2 separate regions of the Mus musculus genome follow, and region 1 is linked to region 2. A link is a loop called in an ENCODE intact Hi-C map of the cell type or tissue named here. Cell type or tissue: heart. All regions are shown on one strand. Each heading gives the region's core, and the rest is flanking DNA. Links, peaks and the distances in the headings are about the cores only.

The links. Peaks named below come from ENCODE experiments on the same cell type or tissue, not always from the same donor. Only the 100,000 strongest peaks of a DNase experiment are listed, where the experiment ranks them.
Region 1: it touches region 2 in a loop (4-fold over the local background); 5 of 42 quality-filtered maps call a loop at or near these places.

Annotation. Positions count from the first base shown.
Region 1 is chr7:141,389,920-141,394,306 of GRCm38, reverse strand. It overlaps Taldo1 (transaldolase 1), which reads right to left and starts at 2,147. Exons shown (of 8, transcript NM_011528.4): 1 at 1,989-2,147. The coding sequence starts at 2,085. In heart, for the core only: no CTCF peak of the experiment used is centred there; a DNase peak (open chromatin) is centred at 2,146; H3K4me3 peaks cover 2,265 bases; H3K27ac peaks cover 1,626 bases; H3K27me3 peaks cover 452 bases.
Region 2 is chr7:141,325,722-141,330,108 of GRCm38, reverse strand. It overlaps Deaf1 (DEAF1, transcription factor), which reads left to right and starts at 2,384. Exons shown (of 12, transcript NM_016874.3): 1 at 2,384-2,830. The coding sequence starts at 2,539. It overlaps Tmem80 (transmembrane protein 80), which reads right to left and starts at 1,979. Exons shown (of 6, transcript NM_001141950.1): 1 at 1,843-1,979. In heart, for the core only: no CTCF peak of the experiment used is centred there; DNase peaks (open chromatin) are centred at 1,958, 2,408 and 3,018; H3K4me3 peaks cover 3,159 bases; H3K27ac peaks cover 2,582 bases.

The sequences.
Region 1 (4,387 bases), core at 99-4,098, 64 kb before region 2:
GGAAACGGGGCAAAGGGTGTATGGGCTACTTTTGCAACATCTCAGGAGTTTGAGGTTATTTCAAAATAAGAAGTAAGTAGGGGAAAATGTGCTCTGGAGTGGTGCTGGCTGAGGTGTGAATCCACTGAAGGGTGCACAGAAAACACAGTTTTTATCATATAAAACTACAGACTCTGGCAGGGCAGTGGTGGCAGAGGCAGGTGGATTTCTGAGTTCGAGGCCAGCCTGGTCTACAAAGTGAGTTCTAGGACAGCCAGGGCTACACAGAGAACCCTGTCTCGAAAAAAACAAACAAACAAAAAAACCCAAACAAAAAACAAAACAAACAAAAAACCCTACAGACCCAGGGCTGGGGACACAGTTGAGTGGCAGCTGTTTTAGCAGGTGTGATGTCAGAGCTTGAGCTCTAGCCTCCCCTCCCCTCCCCTCCCCTCTCCTCCCCACCCCACCCCCAGCTGAGCATTAAGGCCCAAAGACCCTGAGGTTCAGAGGAAAATGAAAGGGGTCAAAAGCGTTCGGAAACTCTATTTTCAGGAGCCTGTGATACCCAAGGGGTGAAGAACCCTCACCACAGCTGGGCAGGGGTGGTGCACAATGCTGATCCCAACACTTAGGAGGCAGAGGCAGGCAGATTTCTGTGAGTTCGAGGCCAGCCTGGTCTATAAATCAAATTCCAGGAAAGTCAGGGCTACACAGAGAAACCCTGTCTTCAAACAAATAAACACCAAAAGAAACCTTTACCATCTGACAAAAAAAAAAAAAAGACTTTGAATAAATAAAGTATATAAAATAGATTTTGAATCTGACAATGTTTATAATTATTTGTTTTAAGCCACACTGTCAATGAATGTGCTCTTTGGCTCTTTGTTGTTGTTTGAGACAGGCTCTTACTATGTAGCTCAGGCTAGCCTGGAACCATGTAGCCCAGGCTGGCCTCCAACTCATAAAGATGTGCCTGCCTCTGCCTCCCAAATGCAGGTGTGAGCTACCATGCCTGTCTCTTGCTCTCTTCACAAACATTAGCCGGTAAACTCTGCACTACACACACAGTGGAAAAACCTTAGGACTCCCAGATGGATTTCTGGAAGCTGACGAACACAGCTTGTGTCAGACGGGTTTGCTATTAGACCCACATCAAGTCTGTCCTTTATAGCTAAGCAGCCCAAATATGCCTAATCACTCTCTGCGACTCTCTGAGAGATAAACAATGCACTTACTCATGAGGAATTAAAGCCTGTTTCTCAAGTCACCGTGAGAAAGCAGAAAAGAGCAGAAGTGCTTTTGTACTGAGCTCACACGGAGCATTTCCTGAAAGTCTTTCTCACAGCACATGTGAGATCACCTCCACCACCCTCCAAGGATGAGAGCAAGACTAACAGCACAAGTCTTTCCACCTGTTTTCCGCGTCCCTACCAAGTCCAGGAAAATCTGAGTACTGGAGCTGCGCATGGTGGCACTGCCTGATCCAGCACTAAGGCTAAGATAGAAGGATTACCAGGAGTTCCAGAACAGCCTGTGGCTACACTGTGAGACCCAGTCTCAAAAGAGAAGGAAGTATGACAATGATAACCATTTGATTTAGTGTGTGCAACTGGTCTGACTCCAGCCATGCTGTGTACTGCCCATAGAGAGTAACCAGCTGCATGTGGAAAACCAGTGCAACAGGCTGCAAAAAGCAGATGGTGTCCAGTCTTGCAGACTGCACTGGCTCCAAAGTTGAGCCTGTGTCATCGTAGGGAATTGGGAGTAGGGGTGGGGGCACCCCGGGTCAGGGAGACTTTCTCGGACTACCTCTACCCACCGAGGCTTCGCGCCGGGCTCCCAGGGTCACCAATAGCCCAGGAGCTATTGATCCTTGAAGGTTCCGCAAACTCACCAATCCCAGCTCCAGCGCCCGCGAGGCCCCGCCCCTGACACCCACACCGGTGCTGGTTCCAAAATTGGGGGCGCAGCAGCTTAAATAGGGCGCATGCACCGCGTCCTCTTACCATTGAAATCACCCGTGTCGGCCACCACGGTGGTGAACTGCTTGAGCTGGTCCAAGGCGGACTCCATCCTCTGGCGCTTTACCGGGGACCCCGACATGGCGAAACGCGAACAGCTGAGGCGGTAGCCGGTGCGTGCTAACCCACAATGCCCCGCGCGTCCTGGCCAATCAAAGCAAAGCTAAATGAAGCCTGACGACGAGCCCCGCCCATGTACTTGGAGACCTTGCCATAGACCACGCCCCGTGTCACGGTCGGAGTTCTCTTCCCCAGTAGCGAGTGGTTAGTTTCTACCAGTCCAAGGAGAGTGGATTCTTTGTACCCCTCTAGAGCTCGGATGCGTAGAATGAACAGACAACGGATTCTACTGAGACGCGCGCTCAGTAAGCCTCAGACCCCACGGACTACGGATGGATGGGTGGCAGCGCTCTCGCTCCACACCCATGCTAATCCTTGAGCGGGTCCTTGCCTCCAACTGTGCATTCCCTACAGGGGCTTCAGAAGTGCACCCTTTCTCCAGCTGTGGGACTCCCCTACTCCCAGTTTAGGGACTGGGAGCTGCGCCCTCTCTGCTGATCGCGATAAGTCAAGCTCGGTGCAGCCCCTGCTTACAGGCAGACAAGCTAAAGCACAGTCTGAGAATCAATACAGGTGTATGGCCCCATGGGCGACTTCTGGCAAAGCCACCAGTTTCCGCTTCCCAGATGGAGTGGTTCTGGTGTTGCCTTAAGCTGCTGGGTGATCCTTCCCTTGCCCATGATTTTGCATCTCCCCTGGCTGGAAGTCTGTCTGGAATAAGCAGCAGTTTGAGAAAGTTGAGATGGGGAATTGAATCTTCAGTCATGAATAAAAATAGTAAGGGCAGTTTCTTTTACAGTGTTCCCATTATTGATTTGCAGTTCTTTGAATATGCTGGCTCAAGCTATTACACATATATGTGTATGCCGGATATTTTCTGTTAATATTTTGTTTACCACTCGTCTTAGTTTGCTTTCTATTGCTGTGATAAACACCACCACCCAAAGCAACTAGGCGAGGTTGATTGTACCTTACCCTCCCAAGTAACAATCTATCACTCAAGGACTGCAAGAAAGGCGCCTGGAGAAAACTTCTCACCGGCTTGCCTCCCTTGGTTTGCACAGCCTCCTTTCTTTACAGCCCTGAACTTCCAGGACCACCTGCTCAGGGATGGCACCACTCACCGTGGTGCTATGGGCTTTCCCTTATCAATCATTAATCTTAAAATTAATTTTTTCTTAAAAACGGAGCCAGGCAAGGTGGTACAGACCTTTAATCCCAGCATTCTGGAGGCAGTGGCAGGTGGATTCAAGGCCAGCCTGGTTTACATAGGGAGCTCCAGACTCGCCAAAGGGAAAAAGCCTTGCCGACTGACTTGCTAATCTTGAGGACAGAGGCATTCTCTCATTCGAAGTTCCCTCCTCCTGCAAAATCCGAGCTGTGTCAAGTTGACAAAAAAAAGTAACCAACACACTTTTTTTTTTTTTTTTTTTTTTTTTAGTATCTTTTAAAAATAGATTTTTCTTTGAAAGGAGACTGGCCTTGAACTCTTGGTCTTCCTGCCCCTGCCTTCCAAGTGCTCAGATTACAGGCAGGGGCCACCATACTTGGCTCCAGCTGACTCTATTCAAGTTCACTGGAAGATGGACTTTTATATACTAGGGGCCACAGAGGCTGCCTCTAGGGCAGTGTTTCTCAACTTGTGGGCCACAACCCTTTTGCAGAGGTGGTTGTGGGTGGGGTCAAATATCAGATAGCCCGCATATCAGATATTTACATTTTGGTTCATCATGGTAGCAAAATTACAGTTATGCAGTAACAATAAAAATAATTTTATCTTTGGGAGTTACCTCAAAAGGAGGAACTGACTCCATTGAAAGGTTGCAGCATTAGGAAGGCTGAGAACCATTGTGCTAGAGGACTAGGCTAATTGAAGGGGGCTCCACCTATCAGCTTTCAGGAAGTCACCACCTATCCCAGGGTGGTCATTGTTGGGGAAGCAGATGTTTGTGTCACCTATGCTCCTGTGACAATCATTCACTGGTTCCCCAAGCTGAACAAGGACTCGGTTGTTCCTTTGGTCTGTTATCAGTGCCCTAATTAGGGTAAGTGTTTGTTCATATCTGTTGAGACAATTATTGCCTTGAGTTGAGGGACTACCTCCCACCTACTCCTCCCTTGTAAGGCCCCAGTGACAAAAAATAAAGTTTGAGTCTACCAGAGTTCCCCTTGGGAAAGCAATGAATTATTGGGGGTTTTGTTGTTGTTGTTTGTTTGTTTTTGTCTTTCGAGACAGGGTTTTTCTGTGTAACCCTGGCTGTCCTGGAACTCACTCTGTAGACCAGGCTGACCTCGAACTCATGCCTGCCTCTACCTCCTAAGTG
Region 2 (4,387 bases), core at 326-4,325:
GTTTTGACCTGTTTGGCCTGGAACTCATAGCCATCTTCCTGACTCAGCCTCTTAATTGTTGGATTAGTGGAGATAGCCATAATCCCAGACTGGAAACTGGGTGTTTTATGTGACTTAATTTCAAGACCATTTTCTCCCCTAGAACTCCCTTTTTACTGTAACCAGGCACACAACAACAGCACTCCCATGTTTGTGGCAGCTGTTAAACAAAGCATATAGTAGGGATGCCCTGCAGGTGAGGCTGCACGTGTAGTACAATCACATTTCTGAAATTTGCTTCATTAAGGAACATTGGGAAACTGGATGGATGGATGGATGGACAAACACTGGTCTGAGCTGGCTAAGACCAGTTTCTGTTCCATATTGCTAGCACTGGACCCTGCCTGCATATCATCTGAGCTCAGACCTCCTCATTTAGCCTGGGACTCAGCCATGGTGAAATATTGACTACAGCACCTTCTGGCTGCCCGGGACTCAGGTTAGCCACAGGTGTGTGTGTGTGTGTGTGTGTGTGTGTGTGTGTGTATGGGTGTGTATTCACCCAGGGTAAACTGACATTATGCCTTGGTTGTGTCTGGTGTAAACCAGGTATGCCATGGGTGTACCAAGGTATACTTCAGGTATGCCTTGGAGGTGCTGAGGAGAACTATAAGTGTGCTTGGGATGAGCTGAATGTATGCTATGAATATCTGGAGTCTAGCGCATGCCAGAGGCATGCTATGAATGAATATGTGGTAAGCTGCAGGTGTGACAAGATGTACCCTAGGACACACTGGGTGTGTCACAGCTATACCTGGTTTAAAAAAAAAAAAATCCCATCAAAGCCAACGGACTCAAAGTTCCAGAAAGCCAGGAATTTGAGAACTGGGGAAGAAAAGCAGCTGACCTTGACTTCAGACACCAATCCCTATCCCAGACACCCTACGGGTGCAAAAGAAGACAAAAGACCCAGAAATTCCAAAACCAGTTTGTCTAAGGAAAACAGCTAACTTATCTAGAATGCTCTTAACAAGCACCCTTTCCCTACCCTTAGCTACAAAAACCCCAGTCTAAAGCGAGTGGCCTATTGTCTTGAACTAACTGTGGTCATTGAGTGACTAGATCCTGTGCCCTGATCATCAAATGGCCAGAATTTAACAGCCACGTCTCTGGAACAAGCCTGCTTTAGTTGTTTGAGGTTGACTAAGTCATTTTTTTTCCCTACAAACGTAATTCTTATTCATCCTTACATCTGGGGTGAGCAACAGGGGAACTCGAGTGTATTGTGGATATGCCAGGGGTGAGCTGAATATACGTATATGGTTGTCCTGGATATTCTCAATGTGTAAACCCGGTGTGCCAAGGGTATATCGAAAAAATGAGAGATAGGTGTATCAAGGGCGTACTCGGGGTGAGCAGCGGGTATGCCAAGGGTGTGCTCAGGATGAGCCATAGGTATGCCATGCATGTCAGCTTTAGTGAAATATGGTTGTGTAGTTCGTATGCCACCATAGTGTACTCTGGGTAATCCACAGGTGGACCCCGGGTCACAGAAGGTGTGATATGGTTGTATACAGGGGCGTATCCCAGTGTGTGCCTCAGGTATATCACTGGAATACAGAGACGAGCTTCGGGACAGCCGCCGGGATACCCGAAGTGCCCCCACGCCCAACCGGAAGACACCCCCCCCACCCCTCGCTCTCCAACTCCGGCGCAGAAATCCGGGCTAGTGGGCTTAAGCCACCAGGTTCCGGAATAACAAGGTGACAATCAGAGGAGTTGCAGAGCCAGCCCAGACAGCCTCTCATCGTGACAGCATGAGACCACACTGTCCCTGCGATCGCGTAGCCCCGCCCGCCTCACCTGGCCGCACGGCCGCCATTTTGCCGCTGGGTCCGCCACAATCCCAGCAGCCTCTTGGCCGCACCCTCCCGCCATCTTCGCTCCTCCCGCCGCGCGGTGCAGCGAGCGTCCGACAGCGGCCGAGGCCCGATTCTCCCGTCCGGCAATACTCGGGAGCTTTCGGATAGAAGGAGGCGGGCACTGAGGCTCCGGAGAACTCGGCTCGGAGGTATTCGGCGGAGTTCGGCGAGGCCTCGTGTGGGTTCGGCTTTCGCCGCCCCGAGAGGGGGTTGGAGAAATCCCGTGGCGCCAGGGTCTGTCTGCGAACCCAGACTTCGTTGGAAGCAGGGGAGAAACTGCCCAGAGCCGGCCAGCTCTATCGGTCGGTGACCACAGTCAGATCCGCTTCTTAGACAGCGAGCAAGAAACGCTCGTAAGCTTTCGGGAAGCTTCGGGACCATTCGTATTATCTAGATTCTGCGCTTCGGGAAACTTCGGAGCTGCTCGGTTCTACACTCGGGCCATCAGCTCGGCTCTGCGGGCAGCTTCGGCTCGGTTCGGCGGGCGTCAGACTGCCTCTTCGGTCGCTGCTCGGGCGGTGGCTTCGGGCGGCCTCGGCCCAACTCGGGCGGCCTCTTCGGGCCCCGCTTCGGGCTCGGTGCCTGGCGCTTCGGGCGGTCCCGGACAGCGCCTTCGGGCGGACTCGGTGGAGTCCGTATGGAGGACTCGGACTCGGCGGCAAAACAGCTGGGCCTGGCCGAGGCGGCAGCTGTGGCGGCCGCTGCCGCGGTGGCGGCGGCCGCCGCGGCCGCAGCGGAAAGCGAGGCGGAGGAGCCGGTGTTAAGCAGAGACGAGGACTCGGAGGAGGACGCAGACTCCGAGGCGGAGCGCGAGACGCGGCGGGTCACCGCTGTGGCGGTGATGGCGGCCGAATCTGGGCACATGGATATGGGTACCGAGGCTCTGCCCAGCCCCGATGAGGCCGCCGCCGCCGCCGCCGCCTTCGCAGGCAAGTGCGCCCGCCGGCCTCGCGCCTCACCGGGTTCCCGCGTGCAAGCTCTGAACACATGCACCAGGCACAGGCCACTTTCCATATGCTTTGTGCATCTGTCATGCACATCTGTCTTCCAGGGAAGGCTCTCTTCCACCTGTCCTGCACACCTGCCCAGCACCTGCCCTGCCAGTGCACCTCACAGTGACCTGCACGCCTGCCCTGCCTCTGTCCATGCCCCTGCACCTGACACCTGCCCCCCATACATGCTCTGTACCACCTGTGCACTTCACACCTGCCCGTGCACTCACAATGCCCTGAACACCTACTCTGCACCTGCCCATGCATCTCACAATGACTTGCACCCTTGCTCTTTCCCTGCCCTGCATCTCACAGTGCCCTGCATGCCCATCTTGCACACACACATGCACACGCACAGCACACTCTCACTCCTCTAGCCTTGCTCTGCACTGTATACAGACGTGTCTCCCTTGTGTGAGTGTGCCTCTCTGTTCTTTGTCTGTTTTACCCTTTGGAACTTTCTCAGTACCTACCACCTGCCTTGTCCTCTCCTGCTGCTTCCTGGGAGCTGAGAGCACAGATGGGTCACATGTGAGTTCTGTTCTAGAGGTGCCCCAGGTATGGTCAGCAGCATTACTGCTGGTAGACCTGTCTGTCTCAAAGGCCAGTTCAAGTGTGACATGAGAGGGGCAAGAGAGTCATCCAAGGCAGGCAACCTTGCAAAGGTAACGATGCAGAAACCAGCCTTGCTTTATATTGTGACATGAGCTGCTCCGTGCTGTATCTCCTAGTCTTCCTATGCAGATATCCCCTCCTTCTCCATCACTTAGTTTTCCATTTTTCTCCTTCTGTTTTCTCACACAAAGAGCACCCGATTCTCATGTTTTATGACAAATGGAGCCTTGAGCTGAGCTGTATCACCCTGTACAGGTGATACCACACCAAACTGCCTCCTACAATCCCACCACACACCCCACCCTTTGACCTTCCTGAGTGTTGAACTCCCTACCAATTGGAGCTCTTATATGTTTTATGCTTGTACATGCGAATCCTTGGAAGACCATCATTTTGCCATGCGTCTTGTTTCGTTCTTTCCAGTGTGAAGCTGCAGGCTTGGCATTGGGCTTTTATTCAGGGCACATCAGAGCTGAAGCTTAACTCTGGGTGGGTGTTCAGACCGTTGGCACTGGAACGCAGTGGTGGAGAACCCTTGCTTCCGCGTGTTTTCTGCTGTACCTACCTACCTGAAGCCTAGATCCAGTCACAGGAGTGAGGGAAGCTTCCTAGAGCTTTAAAAAAAAAGATATATATATATATTTTTATGTGTATATATGTGATTGCAGGTGCCTGCAATTCCTCTTGGAGCTAGAGTTACACATGGTTGTGAGGACCTCACATAGGTTCTTGGGTCCTCTGAAAGAACAGCATGCTCAAAATTTCTGAGCCATCCGGATCTCTTCCCAGAGTTGTTGTTCTTCTTTTTCTAAAGTTAATTTATTTAATGTGTGTGGCTGCTTTGCCTGCATGTATCTCTATGTTTGCTTGATCCCCTTG